Regions from separate parts of the Homo sapiens genome. Here all the other regions are linked to region 1. A link is a loop called in an ENCODE intact Hi-C map of the cell type or tissue named here. Cell type or tissue: A673. All regions are shown on one strand.

Region 1 (2,500 bases):
AGAAGTGTTATCAGAATTCAAAATCTTTTCAAATTTAAATCATTAGTCTTTTACACAGCACTTTAAGCTCAGTTTTCCTCGTATACACTAGGATAAATATTGGTTTAAATCTTAGGTTTTTAAAACTATTATTTAAAAATAAATTAAATACCTTTAAATGGACTTCATTCAAGTACATGGAGTTACCATACTAATCACTGTCTATTCCAATACTTCTTAACATATTTTGAGCAAAATACCCCCTTGAGAAGACAATGGCCTCTTCTTAGAAATGATATATATGCGCATATATTCAAATTCTTACCTATAATTTCATGAGATCCAGAGTCCCTTAAAGCCTAAGGACATGTCTTTAGGTTAATAATCAAATTAAGTAAAAATTACAACTTAAAGTAGAATCTAGTAGAAGTCAGAACAATAACATCCTATATATTCAGTGTCATTCTGATCTCATCTTCTTGGGATTGAAGTGGTATTTATTTTATATTCTTTTGCTCTTTACACAAATTAACTTCATCTTATACCTATGTATCTGCTCATACAATTTGAAAATAAACTACTTGAATCACACGTAATCAAATGCTAGTTTACCTTCCAAAATATTACATGCATAAGAAAAGCTTATGTATATTCAATATTTTCAGGATAGAAAATTATCTTATTTTTAGTAAATAATCATTTAATTTTTAGCAATAAATAAGCCAAAGGATCCCAATTTATTAATATGTAATTTGTTTCATCTTTCTGGCTGACAAAATGTTTGCTATACAAGAGTTTGTTACTAAGAAAATAAAGGAAAATACTGACAAAGAGTCTGCAAAAAGAGAAATTAGCAAATTAATAATTAATGCTGACCTGCAGCTGCATCCGCAAGTTGTGAGAAAGGCACTACCTGTGACATTCTCTGACTCTTCAAAAATGAAAAGAAATGTCTCCACAGTGCACTGGCAACTGCAGCAAGGTGGCGCTCTTTAGCCGATAATGAAGACTGTACAAATAGGTCCACATTGTCCCTTTGAAGTTCCTGACACAATTGTTGATGCATACTCCTAAAAAGAAATAAAAATACAGCTAACACCCTTAATAAATGCTTACAAAAATCTTCTTAAAGTACATTTTGAGCTTTTTCCATTTATATCATATGAGAAACATTTTATATAATTAAAACCTTTATGCCAAGACATTATGCATTTCTGGTTGTTTGATGGATGAATGATGGCATATTAAGCATCATAAAGTTAATGTTAACTACTAATGTCAACCATTAATTATATGCTTTTTAATATGTCAGATCCAAATGAGAAAGAGGCAGCTTCAGAATGAAGGTCTGCATTTTGCAACTCACACATGACAAGTGATTTTTACTTAAAATCTAGACATGAAAACAATTTTTAAAACAATTTTCTCCTGAGGGCTTTAGGACATGGATGTACCAAGAGGAAGGTAAGTACAACTGGCTTATGCGTGGTATTTTAAATTAAAATACTTTCCTTGTTTAGAAGACACAGGCCTTGTGTAGTAGACAAAACTATGCTAGATACAATCTTACTACTTTGGTCCCAAAAGATTCATAATCATTCTCACTTGGTAGGCAATAATATACAATAACAAGTTGCTCTTCATAAAATAATAAAACATAATTCGATACTGCCTCAAATTTTGATTAATCATTTACTCACCTTTGCTGATTAATTCAATCGAAAATTTAGATATCTCTAGACCTTAATAGAAACGTGCAGGAAATTGAGGTTACCAAAGAGAGGGAAATAAGAGATCTTCTTAGTGATGTGGAACAGAAGGCATTTATGTTGTGCACCCACTGATAATATGATTATTTAAAACTAAATGTACAACCATGCTATTATTCCTGTTTCTGTTTATATTACTGCCAGATCAACTGAGTAGACATAAATGCATGGATACATTTACATTTGCATTTTTTTTTCAATTATACAGAAAGCAGCAAAAAATAACCAATGGAAATTATGGAGAAGACTTCCTTTAATAGAGATAGCATTCCACTAAGAAAAATAATTAAGTACTTTAAAAAAGATGTTTGATGTTTTTAAACAGTTTAGGGGAAGTGGATAACATGAAAGAACTATACAAAACACAGAACTAGCATGTGTATCTAAAGCAATCCCACAAAAAGATCAAGCTGGTTATAAGATCACATCTTAGAATATTTCGCATAACTACCCAAGAGTGAGTAAAAATTCTAAGTATAAACTGTATAACATTAGGGCCTTGAGCCCCTTTACATTGGAATTCCTGGAAAATTATGGGATATTACTTAATACTACAGGAAATATTCAAAAAACAAGTGAACAAATGGCTGGGGAAAGAGTATACAGTAAACAATTCTCATAAAAGCTAACCAAATATCTGCTATGTCCTCTCTGTAAAAACTTCTTGAGATGCTTTCAACTTGAACTAGTGGCTAGAGAACCATTTCAGTTCCTTTATCTTAGAGTGAGATAAATAACAAACCACTAAAATC
Region 2 (2,500 bases), 110 kb before region 1:
TTTTCTTCCCTTTACCCGCTCAGTGAGTATGGACTATGCAAAGCTATAGTTTAAGTACTGTTAACAGCATTTGTAAAAGGGAGTAATGATAGCTACTGTATGTTGAGCATCTACTATGTAGAAGGTACTTTATCTGCACTTTTGAGAATCCTTATCACAGATCTGGAATGCAGTGTCACTTTTCGCAATTTTTAGATGAGAAAATTAGACTTGAAAAGATTAACCACTTCCTGAGGCCATCCAGATGGGTCAGCTCCAAATCATGTGTTTTTCCTACAGCTCTAAACTAAAGACACCACCAGTGCCTTGTTCCCGCAGTTTACCACCCAGTGAAGGAGACAGGGAAACTATGAAATTAGGAACCTAAGTAAATATGCACAATTAGGTGTACTTATAATATTTCTAAATCATGAAGACTAAGATGGCAATGCACCTCATGGTGCATACGTATGCTAAAAGTAGCACACAGTTCTGAAAAGTTCAGGAAATAGCTTTTTCCCATCTTTTTAGGTTGCCATATTTATCTCCAGTGTAGCTAACATTTCTAGGCACGTACCTTTATTTAAATATTAAATAAATGTATTAATATTTAATAAATTATTTACATTGTAAAATATTTAAATATTTTTAGAGGAGCAGGAAAATCTATGTTTTTGCCATAAACTAAGAAATAAAAGCAATAAAATTTGAAATTTTAAAGATGTGGCATTTTTTCTTGCCTACCCACTGTATATCAATCAAAACTTGCTAGGTAGCCACTTTCTGAAGACAGAGAGGAAGATCTAAAGAACTAAAGATACTATCTGCACCTTTATGCACAGCTGGAGAGAGAAGAGTCAAACAAATGATACAAATAGCAAGTGCAATTAAAAGTCAGAGGAGGGAAAGTCCTCCAAGCTGGAGTGGCCTGCCTTTCCCTGGAGATGGAATCTGATCTGGGTTGTCCCGCAGAAGGGAAGGGCATTTATATTACAGAACTTCCCCTTTCTCACAAGCTTTTTAAAGTCTACTGAAGCAAACGATGTCTTTAAATCTTTCACAAATAATAATCATTTGTGACAAAAGAGTCTCAAAGTTCTGCTTATGGTATAAAGGAAAATTAATGTGAATTCATTTGATAATGTCTGATTTTTTTTTTTGGCAAACAGTTTGCACATTTATCTTTTTCTGATCATCACTAAAAACCAAGAGAAGTAAGCTTCTTTTTCAACATTCTGGGGAAAGGGGGAAAAATCTAACATATAGAAAACAAGGAGACCCAAGATTCACTGTGGAAGTCAGGCCTCATGTATCTGGCACCACAAGAGGGCATTCCATTTTATTTCCCAATTGTATGAAAAACCCAGTACCTAGATAGCATCGCAAGGGACTTTCTGAAGCTCAGATTAAGTACTTAAGAACACTTTTCTCAGTTAATTGTGGGAGAGCTGTTTATTTTGCCCAACTGTTAAGTTGTATCTATAACCAAGCTATTATTTCCTCTTTTCATGTAAAGTCATAGATGTGCCTCACAACTGTTTGCTTTTTTTTCATTCTTGATCCAACAAATACTTCTCTGTTGCAATCTATGAGAAAGACATTATGATTGACATTGTGCAGAATACAAAAAGCATACGATGCGAAATCTACTTTTTACTAGTTTACTAGGTACATTTTTAATAGTTTGAAGATAAGCTACATGCATGAATAGCTTAGTGACAAGCTTATGTGTATGTGATAGGAAACTTGAAGTGGGAGGCATTAGAATTCATTCAGTGATAAAGAGCCTTATACTTACCGTATCCTACTTGCTACTTGGTCCTTATAAGCAGCTGATACAATTTTTAAATTTCACTTTGACTTAACATTGTTAAAAATCAAACCATACTGATTTTTATGTAGAGTGGTTTCTCAGGCTGTTTGGAATAGATTTGGGAGTGGTTTTAAAAAGAGAATTTCTTGACTTACAGAGCCAAGGATGGCCTTTCATTTAGAGAAATTTTCAAATTGTGATATAAAATCAACATTTTATATAAGAACTTCATGTATGCTACTACATCATGGGCATAGAACCACTATGTCTCCTGCCTATCTTTATCTATAGTAAAGTATCGACATGGGGTAATTTAGGTGACATTTCGAAGGAGAGTTGTCTAAGTGAAGTGCATCAATAATTGGAAATGAAAGATTATAATTACATTGATGAAACAAAGCATTGTTAAAATAGCCACATCTGTTGAGTGTTATTACCCGGAAAAATCTGTAATCCTATTCAATTTGGACATCTTAGAGGGGGAAAACTTGGGAAATCAAAATGAAATTACTCTTGTTTTAACCTTGAGAGGAGTTTATTATCTTTAACCCAAGTCATAGTTTTCTATAGTGATAGTACATGATGCTTATTTTTCTTTCACACGTCAGTGGCATTCTCAGAACTAGATGAGACAGCAAGAGAAATAGGTGTTTTTAAGGCTTTGTTTTGAAGGGTGCCTCATCTAGTTTTAAGAATGTCAAAACACCT
Region 3 (2,500 bases), 210 kb after region 1:
TTTGGGGCAGAGATAATGAGGTCTTAGGCTCAGAGCAGAAGGTTGAGGAGAGACAACTGAGAATAGAGGCTTAGAAGGGAGGAGGGAAATGGATGTGGGAGCAAGAGATGGGGAGGGAAAATGACATAGAGGAGCAGAAGTAGGTTAAGGAAGTCAAGCGTCCTGAGAACTCATTATTAACTCATACACATATATAGGCAAATAATGTTTTGTTGCAGACATGTGTTGTACAAAATAGAAAATAGTAAATCTGAATCCCATTCATTGTATAGATACTGATTTTTAAATATATGTCACACAGGCAGAACACACAAAGACATAAAGGTGAGTGGAGATAATTTTCAAAAGGAAACCTCTCAGTAAGGAAAATCACAGGTTGCTTGCTGTTTGATTCAGAATCAAAAGTGTTAATTGAAAATTGTTATTTATATTTCCCTAAAGTCTCATGACACTTTTTTGGTCTACTTATATTAAAATGCGGATAACACAAGGTATGATGAGGTAATTTTTTGCCACTTTCTAAACCTCTTGTTATTCACTCTAGTTGTTTAAGTGTTGAATTTCTTTGTCTTGTTAAAAAGTGTCCTGTTGCTGAATGGTACAAGTACTAGATCTGTTCATTAGTAGCTAATTTTATTTATATTTAAATGAAGAAGTTATTGATGGAAGGAGCAATGTCATAAAGAAAATCGAAGTAAACATTTTATGTATAAAAATTAGATAAATGGTTCCTTTTGAGTGGGAGAAAGAGGGACCAGTCCAGAAAGGAAGAAGGGTACTTCCTTGGCCATAAATGCTTTTCTTATGTTTTTGGTGCCTTGTTACCTGAAAGTAGATTTGAGGAGTGTGAGATGAACAGCATTAGTGGAACCATTAGAGAGGTGTAGGCCACCTCTTTTGCTTTGAGATCTGTTTCTTAAACTGAGAGAATCAGAGGGATGACTAATCCAACTAGGGGGAAATTGATCTTAGATTAAAGAGTCCAGGGTGAAATATAGTAAATTCCATTTTGGGGTCTGTAGAGTTAGAGTAAACTGCTAATTGGACAGCTAATATGTAGTGAGGTAAGATATCAATCATGTATCATAGAATTCTAATTTCTTTTAAAAATTTAAAGTGTATTGATACTTGTTCACATAATAATTACATTTCTTTTTGAAATAATTTTTAAGAAAGAAATTATCTCTGACTAAAATACTGATAATACATGCTTTTAAATCTGTGAGGAATTGGGTGCAAAGAACCAGCAGCCTAGAAAAGAGACTTCTAGATTTGTTGAATGAATGAATGCTTGGATATCAACACATCGAGGTGCTCTGGCTGCTTACACTGCTTCACTGAGCACTACTCCCACCTAGTGGCAATCTACCTGTAGTGCATGGGTATTTTAAAGGAATGAAAACTGAAGTTCTCTGGAAGGGAACTATGTACTTTGACCTCCTGTCAATCATACTTCAACATTATTAAATTTATTGAAGGAAGAAGCCTTGTAACATTCAATTCTGAATTTTCTATAAAAATGTAGTTGAAGATTTTGTTCACCATATTCATGATTCAATGTAGCTTATTTGAAAGAACAGTCTTTTAATAATTCCTAGAAATAAAAAAATAATTTACAAACAAAAAATAATTTACAAATAAGAAAAATATAAATTGCTAATATATGGACATATTTCAACCTCATTAAGTAACAAATAAATGAACATTTGGATACTATTTCTCCCTGTCAAAATAGCAGATTACAAAAAACAATAATATTGTGCTATAAGGAAGAAATGAAGGAAGTATCTTCAATAATTATTATTGGTGGGTGAGCAAATTGGAAAAATCATTTTATTTTAATTTTTAAACTTTTTACTTGTGAATAATTTCAAACTTAAAAAAAGTTACAAGAATATAATTAGTACAAAGAACACCTGCATGACTTTTACCTAGATCTATTATTAATATTCTAACCCATTTGCTTTATAATTACCTTGCAGACCATTTGAAGCTAAGATACAAAAATCGTGACCTCAACACTTCTGTATGTATTTCCTAAGAATAGGGATATTCTCTTACATATCCACAGTACTGTTATTGGCTTTGATGAATTTAACATTAATGCAATGATGTTTACTATCTAATCTACCATTCATTTAATAATTTTGTCAGTTGACTCAATAGTCTTTTATATTGATTTATTCCCCTTCAGTACAAGATCCAGTCTAAGATCAGCTGTTGCATTTAGTTGTCATGTCTCCTCATCCTCGTTTAATCTAGAACTGTCCTGCAGCCCTAGTTTGTCTTTTATGACTTTGACTTCTTTGAAGAGTATAGCTGCTTTCTTTTTCTTTAATACATGATTCTACATGTTGTGTTTGTCTAATGTTCCTCATTAGATTCTGATTATACATTCTTTGTTGAAATGCTTTTTATGTGATGTTGTGGCTTTCTCAAAGTATCACATCTGGAAGCACATGATGTCCATCTGCCCTTCCTTGACAATGTTCATTTCATT

What was found. Peaks named below come from ENCODE experiments on the same cell type or tissue, not always from the same donor. Only the 100,000 strongest peaks of a DNase experiment are listed, where the experiment ranks them.
Region 2: it touches region 1 in a loop (2.3-fold over the local background); 11 of 110 quality-filtered maps call a loop at or near these places.
Region 3: a loop joins it to region 1, with 12 times the contacts of the local background. A loop is called at or near these places in 90 of 110 quality-filtered maps.

The regions. Positions count from the first base shown.
Region 1 is chr6:97,185,642-97,188,141 of GRCh38, forward strand. It overlaps MMS22L (MMS22 like, DNA repair protein), which reads right to left. Exons shown (of 25, transcript NM_001350599.2): 15 at 856-1,049. Among named protein-coding and RNA genes, the nearest start is that of MMS22L, 96 kb to the right of the region's middle. In A673, a CTCF peak has its summit at 960; a DNase peak (open chromatin) is centred at 970; H3K27ac peaks cover 909 bases.
Region 2 is chr6:97,076,266-97,078,765 of GRCh38, forward strand. All of the region lies in intron 5 of KLHL32 (kelch like family member 32), which reads left to right. Among named protein-coding and RNA genes, the nearest start is that of KLHL32, 150 kb to the left of the region's middle. In A673, a CTCF peak has its summit at 1,308 (motif pointing right); no DNase peak of the experiment used is centred here.
Region 3 is chr6:97,392,982-97,395,481 of GRCh38, forward strand. All of the region lies in intron 1 of LOC101927314 (a long non-coding RNA gene), which reads left to right. Among named protein-coding and RNA genes, the nearest start is that of MMS22L, 110 kb to the left of the region's middle. In A673, a CTCF peak has its summit at 1,373 (motif pointing left); a DNase peak (open chromatin) is centred at 1,340.